Linked DNA regions of Mus musculus: region 2 is linked to region 1. A link is a loop called in an ENCODE intact Hi-C map of the cell type or tissue named here. Cell type or tissue: heart. All regions are shown on one strand.

Region 1 (8,000 bases):
GACTCCTGGCATTCTAAGGCTCAGAGACCACCAGGCCCTTGCTATAGATGTGGTCAGCAAGGTCACTGGGCAAGGGCCTGCCCTATCCCCAACAAGCCAAGAGGACCATGTCCTAGGTGCCATCAGAAGGGACATTGGGCTGTTGATTGCCCTCAAGTAGCACAAAACAGAGAGACATCACTCCCAGATAAGACAGCCGACCTCCTAGGCTTGGCTATAGATAACTGAAGCAGCCAAAGTTCCCTCAACCTGACCACGCCTATCACTAGCAAGGAGCCCTGGGTAGTTATCATGGCATGTGGGTGGCCCATCTCCTTCCTCTTGGACACCGGGACCACTTACTTAGTCCTGACAGAGTTTTGGGGACCCACTGCACATTCGAGTTTTCTTATCATCGAGGTAGGAGGACAACCTAATCTTCCTCATCAGACCCCACCACTTAGCTGCATTTTTAGAGGTATATTTCTCACCCATTTCTTTTTGGTAGTGCCAACATGTCCTGTCCCCTTATTGGGAAGGGATCTTCTAGCTAGGCTGGGAGCCTCTATTTCCTTTGCTCCTCCTATTTGCCTAAACCCAAGCTCACCAGAAGTACCTCTGCTCCTTCTTCTAGCCAGCCAACATACTAACACTAACATGTTGTTTCCTTTACCAACTTCTCAGGTGGACCCTCGAGTTTTGAATGCCCAGAACCCCTCTTTTGCTAAACATCATTCTCTTGTTGTCATCCAGTTATTGGACTCTACCAGGTACATCACCCAAGCGCAATACCCTTTCTCTCTCCAAAGCTTTAGGGGACTTAATCCTATCATTTCTGACCACTTAAGGAAAAAACTCTTTTGCCCCACCTCTTCTCCATTTAACACCCCTATACTAGCCGTCAAGAAACCTAATGGAACCTATCGACTGGTTCCAGACCTCAGACACATTAATTCTGGAGTGGTTCCCCCTCCATCGCATTATGGCTAACTCTTATACATTTCTTTCCACTATCCCCTCTTTGACATCACCCCTCATAAATGGCACTAACTTGTCATTTCATCTTTTGCTTCAGGCCTTAATGTCGACATACCAACTCCTTAATGTCACCAGGCCTGGTCACTTTAAAGATTGCTAGATATGTGTACCCCCTGGAATTAACTCACAATTGTCACTAGCAGTGTCTCCAGTGATACTGTCAAGTAACTTTACCTCACCTTTTGCCAGCTGCCCTGACTCTGACATTGCCATGACTCCATATGTTACTTCTATCCCTCTCTTTGGCATGGCAAACTGTTTTAATACGTCTGGGACACATTCTATAGGAATGCTAAGTTCCCTAGATGGCAATAGAACCATAACCCTCGATATATCATCTCTGCCACAATGCCCTGCAATCCAGAACACGTTGATTCTTTGTGACACTCAGGCATATCATCGCCTACCCATCAGCTGGTTAGGAGTTTGCACATTGGTACTCCTTTTTCCTGAACTGGGAGTAATCCAGGGAAATGAGCCCCTGCCAATCCCAGATGTAGATATGATAGCTGCCCAACATAAGAGGGCAGTTCAGGTCGTGCCACTCTTGGTCACTATGGCAATAGCCATAGATGTTGGTACTGGAATTGCAGGTCAAACAACTTCCATGACCCAATATAATACATTCACTTCCCAATTTAAAAGCGATCTTCAAGAATGACTGAGGCTGTGCTTACTATCCAGAAACAGATCGATTCTCTGGTAGCTGTGGTGCTTCAGAACTGATGGGGGCTAGATGCCCTGACAGATAAAGACGGTGGCCTTTGCCTGTTCCTCCAAGAAGAATGCTGTTTCTACATCAACCAATCTGGGATAGTGAGAAATAAAATCCAGGAGCTACAGTCAGACATAAAGAATTTCAAGGAACATGAATTTCTGGGATTTTCGAAAACCCTATATGGAAGTGGATACTACCTTTTGTAATGCCTTTTCTAGTCATCCTCCTGGTGTTATTATTTGCTCCCTGCCTCATTAATCTTGTTTCTACATTCCTTCAATGACAAATAAAAAAAAAATCTAACCAAACTATGAATCAGTTCCTGTTACAGGACTACCAGTCACTGCCCACAGAAGATCTGCTGTCCACAGAGAAACCTGATGCGAACATTTACCAAGTGGATCCCGATGGTGAAAGTCAGCTGCACACCAAAGTTGATGACACCCCTAGACAGCAGGAAGTAGCTTAAGAGACACAATACCCTCATTCCCTTTTCACCATCAGCTTCCCCCTTCTCTCTTTTCCTTCTCTTTATAATAACAAGAAGGGAGGTATATTGGTATCAGGACCTCTGAAACCTGTGACATCACATAGGCATGACCCGCACACCAATTGCCAAGTTAACAGCCACCATATTCCCAGAATCCACCTAGCTCACCTCCCAAGTTTATCTGTGACTACATCAGCATCCATAAATAAAGGCACCCCTGATCTTTCTCCCTTTCTCTTTCTCTTTTCTCCCTTCTCTTTCTACTGCCACCTTGCCCCACACCCGACCCCAATAAACCTCACATGGAACTATTTGGCCTGGTGTGATCCTTCTGAAGCCACGTGACAATCAAGATCATAACACCAAACAATAGTGTCCACAGGAAGAAAAACAATGCTGCTTTCACCCATGGTTGAGGTAAATTTGCACAGAAGCATCGAAGGACAGTGGAGCAGTACACAACAAAGTTGAAATATTGGAGCTTCAGTCCATCTAGCTCATGCCTGGGTCTCCATCTCATCAGAACTGGAAGAATCTTCCTTAACCCTGTCTGTGTAGAAGGACACATGCACTGACTATAATAACCAAAATTTTCAAACTTGTAAATTCCCATCAACATGAATTGCATAAATGAAGTGGATAAACAAGGGTTCTATATTTATGTGAACTATTATAAGCACCAGGAAAAATCTAGTTATACTTTCAAATATTCCTATGGTTAAATCTGGAAAACAGAAGGAATCCAAAATCACTACCTTTCAATACGTTGGCTGTACTTGTTTTCCTTAAAGTTTGAAAAAAGTGCAATGCAATGTGTGCCGCCTGGACAACTATGAATGGAGTGCAATGTAAATTTGTAGACCAAGATTGTTTGAACCTGTTTCTTGTTTCTTAACTCAGTTGTAGGATTCCCAAGTGTGAACTTGGAAAGTAACATTCTGTTGCAGTGTTCAAAGGCTGGTCTGGTCTAGAAAGGTGTGTATGACAACAGTATAAATTATCCAGGAAGGAGGGGTGGACATTTCAGGACAGTGTGAAGGAAGGAGCATGCCAACTGGAGCAGACCACAGGCTTGGATCATTTCTATAGAGTTTTATTAAAAAAAAAAAAAAAACAAACGGATACCACATGAGTAAAAATGCAATGTTTTGATAGAACTGGGTGGGGCACCCTGATGAGAATTTCTTCCTGGAAAATCATGAATAATGCCCGCAGCCTTATAAGGGTTCAGTGACAAAGTAGGATTCTATCAAATCCACTCTGAGTAACCAATAAGTTAATTGTGCTTACTTGTAAGAGCTGGGGGAGACAGGAGGGGGAGAGGGAGACCCTAGGGGAGGAGAAGGAGGAGAAACTACAGTTGGAATGTGATGTATGAGAGGAGAATATATATATATATATATATATATATATATAAATTTTAAAAACTAATTATAAGATAATAGGCAAAGGGCTGCTTTTAGGAGTTTGGAGGACCCCAGAGAGTTGGCACTGGAAAGTCTTTGCCTGGCCAAAAAGATGGCTTCTTCTAAGCTGCATAGATGTTCATACCCATTGCTGGGATGCTACATATTTTGCATATCTATTCTATTTATTAGTCCATCTATTTTCCCACTGGAGTAATTAAAAAAAAAAAAGCTTTTCGGTCATGAGCTGGGTCAACAGTTTAAAGTATTCACTTAAAACTGAAGGAAGCTGATAGGACAGGACAGGCTCCAGGAGTTCTCAGGCAGTGTCACAGCCTAACCAGCTCAGAATGGGAAATTCACAACTGCCCGCTACTGTCTGTCAAATGAGCACAGAAGCTTCTTCTGAAAGATGAATGAAATCAATCTAAAAGCAAGGTTGATCCAGCAGGCTGCTTGTAAAATTCAATATCCTGCAGAGGAAAAAAAATCATTTTTATTCCTCTTATATAGTCAGAATTTTACTTTCTATTTTATTATTTTTTATTTCACCTCCCCTGATTTCCAACCTACTTATCTGCTAACATCACACACTAACACATGCACGCATGTGCTCACTTACACATAAACACACATACACACCTACACTCATGCATACGACAAATCATAAGCATTGAGTTTTGAGGGGAAATTGTGAATATGCAGTGGCCTCATTTACAGACTAAATAATGACTTTCTGTCAAGCAAGCCCACAGTTCTCTGTTTTCCCGATGACCACTGCAAGTACTGCCTCAGGTCCAGTCAGGATCTGCATACAAAGTCAGCCATTTGTAGCAGCTTTCAGTTTCCTCGGTGAGGCAAGTGACTCTGTAACTTCCTGTGTTCGTACATTTAGTATCTGTTGAGGAAACGCTATCACCCCTGTCCTCCAAAGTAACTTTTCATAAATCTTGCAGATTCAATTCTAAAAACTTGCTTTTCTGTGTGAAGTTTCCTTAACTCTTTATACCATGAAATCCACCAATAGGGAATTAAGTTTCCAAAGTGTTATAGGAGGTTATTTTTTTCTATGTTTATCATTAGGCTATTGTTTAGTGTATATTAAATCTTACTCATTTTTCATGATAAAAAGTTGGTGTATGAAATACTTTAAAAATAAATCAATTTCAATAGAAATATTTAAAACTCACAGCTCATCTAGACAAGGCAAAATAGTTTGTGAATTAGCGATTACAAATAGATTCAAAACTGTGTTGTCCAAAATGAACACCAGGGGATGCCAAATCATAAGGATGCTAAAATAAGCCTGTAAAGGAAACCCTTGTTTCAATGGAAATACCAATGAGAATAAGAGCCAGCATTTCTTGATTATGTATTCCATTCTAAGCACTTTTTCTTAGCCAATTTTCTTATATAAGCTCATTTTTCCTCACAATATCTTTAAAATGAGATGTTATTATCTCTATTTTGTAGATAGGATATGTCAGATGATAAAAATGTTTATGTTGCTTTGCTTCAATTTGTGGTTTACATTGCATCCAACCTTATTCCACGCACTGTCCTAGGGTCTGATATGGATTAGCTCAGCTACAATTTGCAATAACCGCACGATTCATGTTGTATCGCACCCTTTGTTCTCAATGCCTTGATTGAAACCTAGGGAGATTCTTGAATTTCCTCCAAACACATGTAAGGCATAATTGGTTCAAACAACGTCTATCTGGAGCTGAAGCTTCAGTTTCACTCAGTTGAATAAACAATGACAGATGCACAATAAAATCACTCAACTTATCTTACCCTGCTCTTTCTCATTGGACCCAAGTACACACCTCAAATACTCATGATGTATGCCATTTCTCCATCTAGTATTAAGTTAGGGTTTCAGAGGCAGCATACCAAGCAGCATGTGGCTACAAAGGCTTGACATTCATTTCATTTATTTATTTTATGGCTCATGTGTTTACAGTTATATGTACATTATGGAAACAAGAGAATGAGTCCATAGGACTAACTTACCACCACAGACGACACTCATGCCAGGTGCTCATTTCACCACATGCTATGCTAGAGAGGCTACAACAAAGGAAGAAACGCTACAAAGAAAATGGCTTTGTGGGATTCTCAGCCACTCTTGAAATGAAATGGTAACATTTAACTGAATTGGATCAAGAAAGCATCCTATAGAAGAAGGAGGGAGGAAAAAGAGGAGGAAGGAGAGAGGGGGAAGAGGGGAAAGAAAAGAAGGAGGGAAAATAAGGAGAGATTATAGGCCATTGGTAATAATTGTGGCTTTAATTTCTTGATTTTTCACATAAACTTATGTGTGGTTCACTCAAAGAAACTTGCATTAAAAAATGTGGGGGGTTAGAAATGCCATGAACAAAATTTAAAGTTATGAAAATTTAAACATGATAGTAGTCCTTCCTTAGTATATATTTATCCACTTAGCTAGTTTGAGGCACAACGCTTTGAGCATGGTAGACAGTGTGATACCATAACCGTGGCCTTCAGAATGTTTATTTTGCTAGTAAGTGACCTGAAAGAGTCAGCAGACTGGTATGTTTTCCAGTGAGTAAGATAAACACAGAACACCGCACTGCCCTTCCTAGACTGCTCTGGTTTTTCTGTTCTGGGCTCTGGGATGAACTCCCCTTCCAGACCAGGATTTCCACCTTCCTTTTGGCAGAGCCGAGCCAGCCTGCACTAGTTAAAAGCTTGCTCATGCTGCTTGTGCTGTGAGCAAGATCCCAGAGGTTTCAGAAAGTTATAAGCAGTATGCTGGGTTCCGTAGCTGAAATTTAGGCCATAAAAATGAATTATGAATTCTACAAGCACAGTTGTTAGTTTGGGCTTGATTTTCAAGATTTATTTTATTTTTATTTTATGTATATGTGTATATAGGCCACGTGTGCGGCAGTGCCCAAGGAAGCAGAGGAGGCCACTGGATCCCCTAGAGCTGGAGTCACAGGCTGCTGTGAGCTGCCTCAGGAAACGAAACTCCGAGTGTCTGAGCCATCTCATCATCCCTAGCACAGTTTTTAACGGAGAACAAGGAAGGGGAGCTACTTTTGCTCTGTGCTGTCTTTCCTGGGTGTCTAGTGTTTCCTAACAGTATACTCAGCTCTCAACATCATTTTGACCTTCCATTTGTAGTTGCTGAGAGTTCAAGGTAGACTGCATGGACTTTCCGGTGTTGTCCTTCTTCTCATTGGCAAGGAAAGGCCAGCTCCTCAAAACCCCTCCTTGCCATACTGCTGACTCTTGGGCTTGCCTAGTCTCCCTGTCTGGAGTGGTTATCTGTTTTCAAGAATGCCACTACAAAGTACTGCTACACGCCCTAAACAATGGAAAGAAAATTTTTTTTTCATGGATCTGTAGAGTCTGAGATTAAGACTAGAGGGCTGGTGTCCTCTCAGGTCTCTCTCTATGAGTCGTGCTCACCCCAACACCTATACCCCACCTCCATTTTCAAACTATCTTTCTTCTCTGAGTACCTCATCTCTCTCTGTGAAGATAGTGTGAAGACTGAGTTAACATCTTCCCTAATGATGTCATCAAAAAGTAACTGTCTCTTTAAAGCAGTGGTTCTCAGCCTTCCTAATGATCCGACTCTCTAATATGTATATATGTGTGTGTGTGTGTGTATATATATATATCCCCTCATGTTGTGGTCACACCAACCATAAAATTATTTGTTGCAACTTCATAACTGTAATTTTGCTACTGTTATGAATCATAATGTAAATATCCAATATGCAGAATATTTGATATTAGACACTTGTGAAAAGGTTGTTTTACCCCAAGGGGTAGGACAACAGACTGGTTGAGAAATATTGCCTTAAAGACTTCATGTATAAGTGTGGTCACATTCTGGGACAGTAACAGTTAGGGTATTGATTTGGAAATGGAGGGCACAAATCCATCCAGTGAGGGGTTATTGTTATAATGTGAATATTTTGCTAGTTAATGTTTTGTTTCCTTCCTAATTAATGTGTGGACTGGCAGAAATAGGCAGTGACATTCACTCATGATCTAGATCTCTTACTTCACAGTCCATGAGAGATCTGGGGGGTCTGGTTGGTTGATATTGTTGTTCTTCCTATGGGGTTGCAAACCCCTTCAGCTCCTTCAGTCCTTTCTCTAGCTCCTCCATTGGGGACCCCATGCTCAGTCGAATGGTTGGCTGCTAGCATCTGCCTCTCTATTTGTCAGGTTCTAACAGAGCCTCTCAGGAGACAGGTATATCAGGCTCTTGTCAGCAAAAACTTCCTGGCATCCACAATATTGTCTGCATTTGGTGATTGTATATGGGATAGATCCCCAGGTTGGGCAGTCTCTGGATGGCCTTCCCTTCAATCTCTGCTGCATT
Region 2 (8,000 bases), 1.4 Mb after region 1:
CACAGGACTCTGGTATATCAATATGTATGTGATCTGAAGCTCACTTACTTGGAAATAAAGTTGTGTTTTCATTATAAAATAAGTTATGTTGAGTTATTTTTCACTGAGAAATATTAGAATACTATGGAAAGTTGTGTTTGATTCAAAGAAAACCTGAGGGACAAAAGGTAGACTCTTTCACTAGCTGACTGAATGTTCTATCTTGGCCTGTAATCCTAAACCCATCACTGGAAACACGGTGATAATTTCTGTTACTATCTGAAATCTTCAGTGAAGGCAGCAACGATAACCAGGAAATCACATCCTAGCGATTATGAGCTTAACTTCTGGATTTTGCCCAAGGAGCAAATCTCTTTCCAGAAATTACATTTATTTTTTTTTTTACAAAAATCACACTGATATCTAAAGTGAGTTTAACCATACAACTCGGAAATTTCAATTTATGATACTTGTGGACACTTTCTCATTGAATAAAATTTTAGATTAAATTATCATGGTGCGGAATTTTCATTTATTTTATGACCTGATATTCAGATGTTACAATAATAAACATATATTTATGCCTTCACTCTGTCAAACACTGAGATTTTAAAAACATATTTTATATAATTAACAGCAAGGATATACACTCCTGGCTAGAAAAATGCCTCTGGAGCTTATGAACCTGTTCTTCACATGTCAAATGTCCAAAATACCACATCTGCTTTGAAAATAATGAGACAAATGAGGTCTCTGTTTCTACAGTACTTAACAATACTACATCCTTTTCTAAGATTAGCTATAAATTGATGTAATTTTTCAACTGAAACACAACACTCAATTTATAAGATTACAGATTAATGCTTTTAGAAACTTAAGTTATTTAATAAAAAGAGAATTTAATCTTAGGTATCTTTGGCTTCCAGTAGTTTTAACAAATCTCAGGTTGTGTTTATGAAAGTAAAGCAGGCATAAAAGTCTCAACACACTGAACATTTCAGAAGTCAACAAAACTGGAATCTCTCTGCCAGCCAATGATACAACAAGTCAAAACTTAGGCTGGGAATATGGTTTTTATGTAAAATAAAATTTTCCCAGACTAACCCAAAGATGTGCCAAAATTTTGTATCTATAAACATAGAGTGAAACATGTACTTCCACTCATAGGTGTTCCACAACACTTTGCAAAGAGTTACTTTATGTCAGATTGCATAAATATCTCTACAACACAGCAATGAACAAGAATCTCTTATGCCCTACAGGCTTTTACTATTTCACTCCATTAGAACAATTAATTGTCTTTCTCCTTTGTTTTTGTTCTATCTCTGCATTAACATGGCTGCTAATTATATTAGTCTGGTGGCACAAGAAGAGGGAAAGGAAAAAGACCAGGATTTTCTCATGAAGCATAGAATACTTCTCAGGACCCCTAGCTGTGCGCTTGCTTAGGCTGAACATGCCTGTCTTACAGCCAACTCTATTTTGTTGGAGAACATAGTCATTATTAAGGTTTCTTTTCCATTAAGTATTCTAGCTCCTCTACAAGAAATAGTTGCATATATGCACACACACGAGAGAGAGAGAGAGAGAGAGAGAGAGAGAGAGAGAGAGAGAGAGAGAGAGCAACAGAAGAAATCTACAGCTGTATCATGTTTGTATATTTAGCTTCCTCACTGGTATATTTATATTTTCCAATTATTTTAAGAATTTATATTCATCATACAAAATGTCATCTGATCCCAATACATACAGTTGCCCTACATACAATTGCCCTACCACATTAATAAAGCTCCTCTCACGTTAAACAATTTAGAGTTAACTTCCATGTTTCTAAACTGAGAGGAATATAAGAATGTTCTACCCACCAACCTATTCTTAGTTTTACACTTTACAACTGTGATACTGCAAATATAGACTATTCTGAAACCTATACAACACACACACATGTTTGGGAAATGCAATGCAACTTGGAATATTTGGGTTACATTGGTAGTTTTACAAAGTAAACTCTGGTTAGCTCTATTGTTAATGGCAATAGTTCTTTGCTGCAATACTTATATGAATCTGGGGTAGAGATATAGAAGCTGGTTTACATAGCATTGAGAATACATAAAGCTCCTAAAATTAGATCTCTTCTTTTCCCTTACAACCAAGTCCATAATACACAATTCACAGATTAAGGAATACACCATCCAGGACTTTCCTGGGTGGCGGTGGGATACCAGAGCTGAGATGCCTCAAACACTTTAAGTAAGTTTTTTTAAAGGAAAAAAGAAAGAGAAAAGAAAGAAATAAAAGAAGAACCCTCTGCAGGTCTTTGCAAGTGATAAACAGTGAAGAAAACTTAAGAAATTCTTTTGTCAGTTTTAATAGCAAATTCTTGTTCATTTAAACACCCTGCGATGACTGGATTTTCAATAATTGTCTTCCATTCTACAGCCCCCAACCCTTTATAAAACAAATAAGGGGAACTGTTTAGACTAATTTATACTTTCTATGGAAAGCTACTTGGTGTTGCAGAAGTGCCCCCTATTTCAAATTAACCATTTGCCACTGACATAAATTTTCACCCTATCTTCCCCTAAGCCCCTCCTCCTATTGCCTTTAGGAATTGAAATCGAGACATTATTTGCATTCTTGGCTTTTTAAAAGCAGCAATAGGATATTCTTCCAAACTTACATACAATCCCCCATCCTGTGAGATCAAACAATAGCATCAATTTCAGTGGCAATATTGTACATTATGGAAGACAAGATATTATTTCTTCTTGGAATTTTTGTAGCTCTTATGTTTTAAAGGTCCACTCTGGGGCAATGGTGTTGCAGAGTTTAAGTATCTCTCTCTGATCTACATACTTTTAGAACTCACTGTGGCTTTTTAGTTCAGAATGCTGCTAGAACACATCTGACCTAAACAAGGAGTTTTTAAGAAAATTATAAGACAATATATTCTAAGAAAATATCAAGCGACGATAAATAAATACTTCAAAACAAGTATATAAAAGCCTGAAAATCTGCTTTTCAACTTACACGCATATATAGTAAAATATATATGACAACCATCCTGTTCACATTAGCAAGAATGCCAAGCATAAAAGGAGAGCAACATCTCCACTCCCTTAAAGAAATTAAAGATAACAAGTTTAACCTGCACCTGCAAAACTGTCCTTAGAGGGACAGAAACGGGGAAAGGCAGAAAGGCTCACTTCTGCTGCACCCCTAAAATCATTTTAAATACAGGTAATATGTGGCATCTTTTATCTCTTCTTTTCCCTTCCGTCCTGCTCAATGGCAGATCTCTTACTACACTCCCTGCCCACTCTCTCAATGGTACATAAGAGAATAAGAGAACCCAAGCGTCACTTACCAGTTGCATGCCACAGATAAAGATAAGCGTGCACCTGCCACTGCAATAACCCATGGTTTCCGAGACCCCTGCCACAGCCAGGCTGTCCCACGTCGGCCACCGTCGAGGCCCCAGTTTATCCAATCAGATCGTGGGGAAGGACAGGAGAACCTGCCCAGGGCTCTAGGGCTCCCAGATGCCGCTGCCAATGTCCAGGGAAGTGACAGTGTCCTGCGCGGCGGCGGCTGCCCCAGCCGCGCCCGCCACACATACCTTTACTCGTTCACTGCACTCCCAGCGCCGCGGGCAGCGCCGCCCAAGGAGACGCGCCCGGGCCCCGCAGGGGCAGCAGCGGCAGGCAGACAGCGCCGCCGAGCCCTGGGGCATCTGGCCCGCCAAGTTGCGGCCCACGCCCGACGAGCGCTCGCCCGCCCCGCACTCCCTCCCCACGCACGGGTGCGCGGGCTCCCGGGGCGGCTGAGATGCGCGCCGGGCGCCTCTGTTCTGCGCTCCGCGTGCGGGGCCCAGGGGCGGGGCGGCTGCGGGGGCCGCGCGGACGCCCTGCGGCGCCCTTCCCCTTGCCTAGATGAGCGGATCCCCTCCCAATCAACAACTTCTCAGAGGTCGTGGCGGGCAGCAGCCCTGGCCGTTGCGGGCGTGGTGTCGCGGTGCCTGGGAGCTGCGGGGGCGTTGACTGCGGGAACAACGCGAGGGATCGGGTCGGAGGAGTCCCGGTGGCATGGCTGGCTGGCTTGCTTGCTTGCTTGCGTGCTTGCTTGCTTGCTTGCTTGGCGATGCCTTGCTTTGTTGGTATCGGTCTTGCTGAGGCAACCCTGCCAGAAGCATTACACGTGCAAGCTGTGGTGTGTGTGTGTGTGTGTGTGTGTGTGTGTGTGTGTGTGTGTGTGTGTGTGTGTGAAAGTACGGTTATGAAAAGGGATGGTGAGATATCAACTGGGGTGCCGCTAAGGCATTCTTCCCCACTGGAAAACCTGCATGCACTTACAGCAAAGAGCGGAGGGAGAGAAGTGGACACGGTGGCGGCCAACCAACAGTCCTGTGCTTGGCACGAGGCAAGGACAGCAAGGGACAGAGATTCCAGAGTTTCAAAGATTAGCCTGCTACAAGGACCGAACGGAATTGCCTCTTGAAGTTGCAAAATGTAGGGAGCCAGAGGAAATGTAGGAGTTTGGTTTTGGTGCTTCAGACTGCTTTCTTAACAATGGAAGGAGCCGATGAAATTTGAGCACTTATCTACCAGACCTCATGCACCATCCGGTTGGTTATGTGTCCTTGCTTGGTCATACTCCAGGTTTGACAGCAGCAGTTACCTGCGGACACGCACTCTGGAGCCTGTTGCTGCCACCTACGGGTAAAAAGCTGAAGGGAAAAACATGCTGGAGCAAGTGATGGTCATTTAGACCTTGGTGTTCAGAAGAGGGCATTTCATTTACAGTCCCAACAGCTACTGAAAGCATTCCTAATCTGGCTACAGAGAGAGGGTGTACTGTTGAGATCCACTGGATAGTAAAGCCATTGGAATAAAGTGCTGTGAGTGAAAAGAACTGTTCATGGAGCTAAAAAATACCATCGTTAGAGATGTAAAACCGGAAAAAAAGAAAAAAAGCTAACCAACAAGGTTCGTGAGACAAGTAGGACTTAAGCCTCCTTGAAAAACGACATTTGTGTATGGTAACTTTACCCACACTGAGGACCTAGTCTCCCTTCCATCAGCATCAGCTTGAGAATCATTTAGACTGTACCGTAAAACGTAATTCTATCTGTAGTCACTATTTCTTCCTCATTCTTAATCACTGAACTATGACCTTTCAACACATGGCATTCCTCTCTTTTTGTGGGCACACTGAATTGTTTCCTAAGCAGAGGAGGCTCTTGGCTAAGAAATAAAATGATTTCCTTGAAACCCATCTTTATCGGGCAACGGAGGAGAGGTGGGGGATGATGACCTCAGCCTTTTCAACGCACATATTGGAAATGCCAAAAACAGATTAGTCCATGCCATGGGGTCTCCACCAGCATTCAGTCCTGATTCTCTACAATAGTAACCATTTCATTTCATCTCATCTCTCTGCTCCAGTCCCCATGACTTCCTGGGACAACTTTCAAATAAAGCAATTGTGATGTAATCTTGTATCTGGTATCTGCCTTAAGGGAAACCCAATCAAATAAAATATTCCTCAAGGGCTTTTATGGTAGATATTTTACTGGTATAGTAGCAACGACAAATGTAATTGATGGTAATTCAGTATTGTATGCAACTAGTATCTACTTGATGAATCTACATCACATTGTCTCATTCATTACAGGAAACCTGGGAAGTGATACAATGCCAATTCCCAAGTAAAAGAAACTAAAATATTAGGCAGGAGAAGTATCTCTATAAAAGAGATGCATGTTCTCAGACAGAACAGTCAAGTTGGAATGCTCATCTTCTGTAAATAAAAATTGGTGTCCCAAATCACTGTGCAATACACCATCATTGATATTTTAATGAGTTTCTCAGCCATCTTCTAGTTTCACCCAGAAGTGATACTAAACATGTTTAGAGGGTGTTTAAGTATTTACTTCTTTGTGAAGTAAATTCCTATCACGTCCTTTATACACAACATAGCTAATGCCGGGCTTCTGCAAAGGTGCCCTAGTTACAGATGCAATCCCATTCCTTGAGGTGGCTGTACCTTTCTTGTTGCTTTTCCTTTTGTCCCTGGAACTAAACACCTTCCTGGAAGGAACATTAATCACAGCTGAGAGTCCTAGCTGTTCCATAGAAGTGTGTAGAGAAAAGAGATGTCTGAAATTGGAAAGTCGATTGCATTTTCACTTAGAAAGAAGGTCATAAAGTGTTTAGCTATGAGGTGCTAAGGGCTTTCCTTGACTTGTCTGATGACATAACTATTGTTAATTACCTTGATTCTGTGGGGGAAATGTCTACACATCTGCATACCTCCATCTGGACTCACCTTGACAAATGGCTTTAAAGTGCTTTTCAAGGTTTATTCACACCCACTTCATTTTCTTTCAGGACAACTCACTGTCTGTCCTGAGCACACAGCATCTAAGCCAGTTAGAGGTGACTCCATACTCAGCTATGACAAAATTCTCATGCCTGGGTGTGTATCTCCTCTGAGCAGTTTCACTACAAGTTTACACAGTCTTTATTGCATTTAACAAATAGACCAGTAACAATTATCCTTACAGTCACTAAAATAACATTTAACTGATTAGATAACTTGAACAAATGTGGATAAGGAGCATATTAAAATATTGATAGTAAATAAAATTAAAGTAATCATAAGTCTTTCTGCCTGTTTCCATACAATGTTTCTTTTACAAATATAGGACTATATTAGCAGAATATATTCTAATATGATGGGTCATCTTTGTTGTGATTGACTGTGGTCATTATTATTAGGCTTATGAACTCTGAACCCAGAGGGTTTGGATTGTTATAGCAAACTCTACCATTTATCAACCAATTTTAGACAAATGTGCCTTAGTTTTCTTAACTATACAATATGTCATAGCACTGTTGTGTTAGTATACACAAAGCTTTCAATATAATGCCTACCACTTAGCTACTATAACTTTTCCAGTTATCATGATTCTGCCTGTCATAGATCTTTAACATTGATCACAATGCTAAATCCAACATAAAATATGCTTAATTCATATTTTTGTCTCCCTACAGGTTTGTGGTAGACAAAATAGTTGTTCCCTAAATGTGCCCACATTGTAATTATTGAAACCTCGGAATTTCTAGTGAATATGCCACTAGTAACCACTGATTTTGCTGAACTGGTTAAATAAGATGAGTAGAGATGTTGGATTATCTTGTTGAACCTCGTACCACCTGGAGTTCTTGGAAGCAAAGAACTTTTTCTAAGTGCAGAGTGTTTTATAGGCTGTCAAATAAAGAGGCTATGACCATAGCACCTTGGGCATCCTCTAGAAGTGAAAAAGGTGAAGGCTCACTCCTCCATTATACACAGAAGTAATGCATTAATGCTTACAGCTTGATATAGAACTATGATGGATTTTTATATGCATGCATATATGTGTGTACAGTTATATAAAACTATTGAATCTATAACTTGTTATGAGTTCAGTTGAAAACCATTGGCATTTTATTCTGATATTTAACTTTTACAAATGTGAATATGTAGGTATGTTTTTATTTTTTTGCATTATGTTTCTTTCCTTATGATGTTCCTAGAAACTTACATATAGTCAAGGAAAAGTACTTTCACACTTCTTCTAAAGGGTCTTAGTAGTCTTACCTCTTGCCCCACCACCAATGAATAGTAACCCCTAAAAAACTTTTTGTTCTACTTCACATGTGTTCATAATGTACTGTGTTCTAAAAATGAATCACATTGAATCACTTTTTATAATAATTTCTCGGAAAAGTTCAACTCCTTTCCTTAATAAAATTATCTAGTGACAGATTCAATCATAAAGAACCACAGCAATAAAAGTCCATTTATCTATTCAACCAAACTGCGAGCCTTCAGGGAAAACTTTGAAAAGAGGTTAAGCCAAGATGAAAAGAGGCAGTTTTAGTTAAGATTAATGTCTGATCAGATAATAGTATTGAATTCAATTTGAGTTCTATGGCCTGCTAAATTAAATGACTTTAACTCATGACTTATATAAA

The links. Peaks named below come from ENCODE experiments on the same cell type or tissue, not always from the same donor. Only the 100,000 strongest peaks of a DNase experiment are listed, where the experiment ranks them.
Region 2: it touches region 1 in a loop (6-fold over the local background); 4 of 42 quality-filtered maps call a loop at or near these places.

What each region holds. Positions count from the first base shown.
Region 1 is chr10:31,461,126-31,469,125 of GRCm38, forward strand. Gm51764 (a long non-coding RNA gene) reads left to right here. Exons shown (of 3, transcript XR_003948861.1): 3 at 664-1,772. Among named protein-coding and RNA genes, the nearest start is that of Gm51764, 16 kb to the left of the region's middle. In heart, a CTCF peak has its summit at 4,897; no DNase peak of the experiment used is centred here.
Region 2 is chr10:32,886,297-32,894,296 of GRCm38, forward strand. Nkain2 (Na+/K+ transporting ATPase interacting 2) reads right to left here and starts at 3,619. Exons shown (of 7, transcript NM_001013411.2): 1 at 3,347-3,619. The coding sequence starts at 3,400. In heart, a CTCF peak has its summit at 4,697 (motif pointing left); DNase peaks (open chromatin) are centred at 3,465 and 4,145; H3K4me3 peaks cover 1,653 bases; H3K27ac peaks cover 1,060 bases; H3K27me3 peaks cover 693 bases.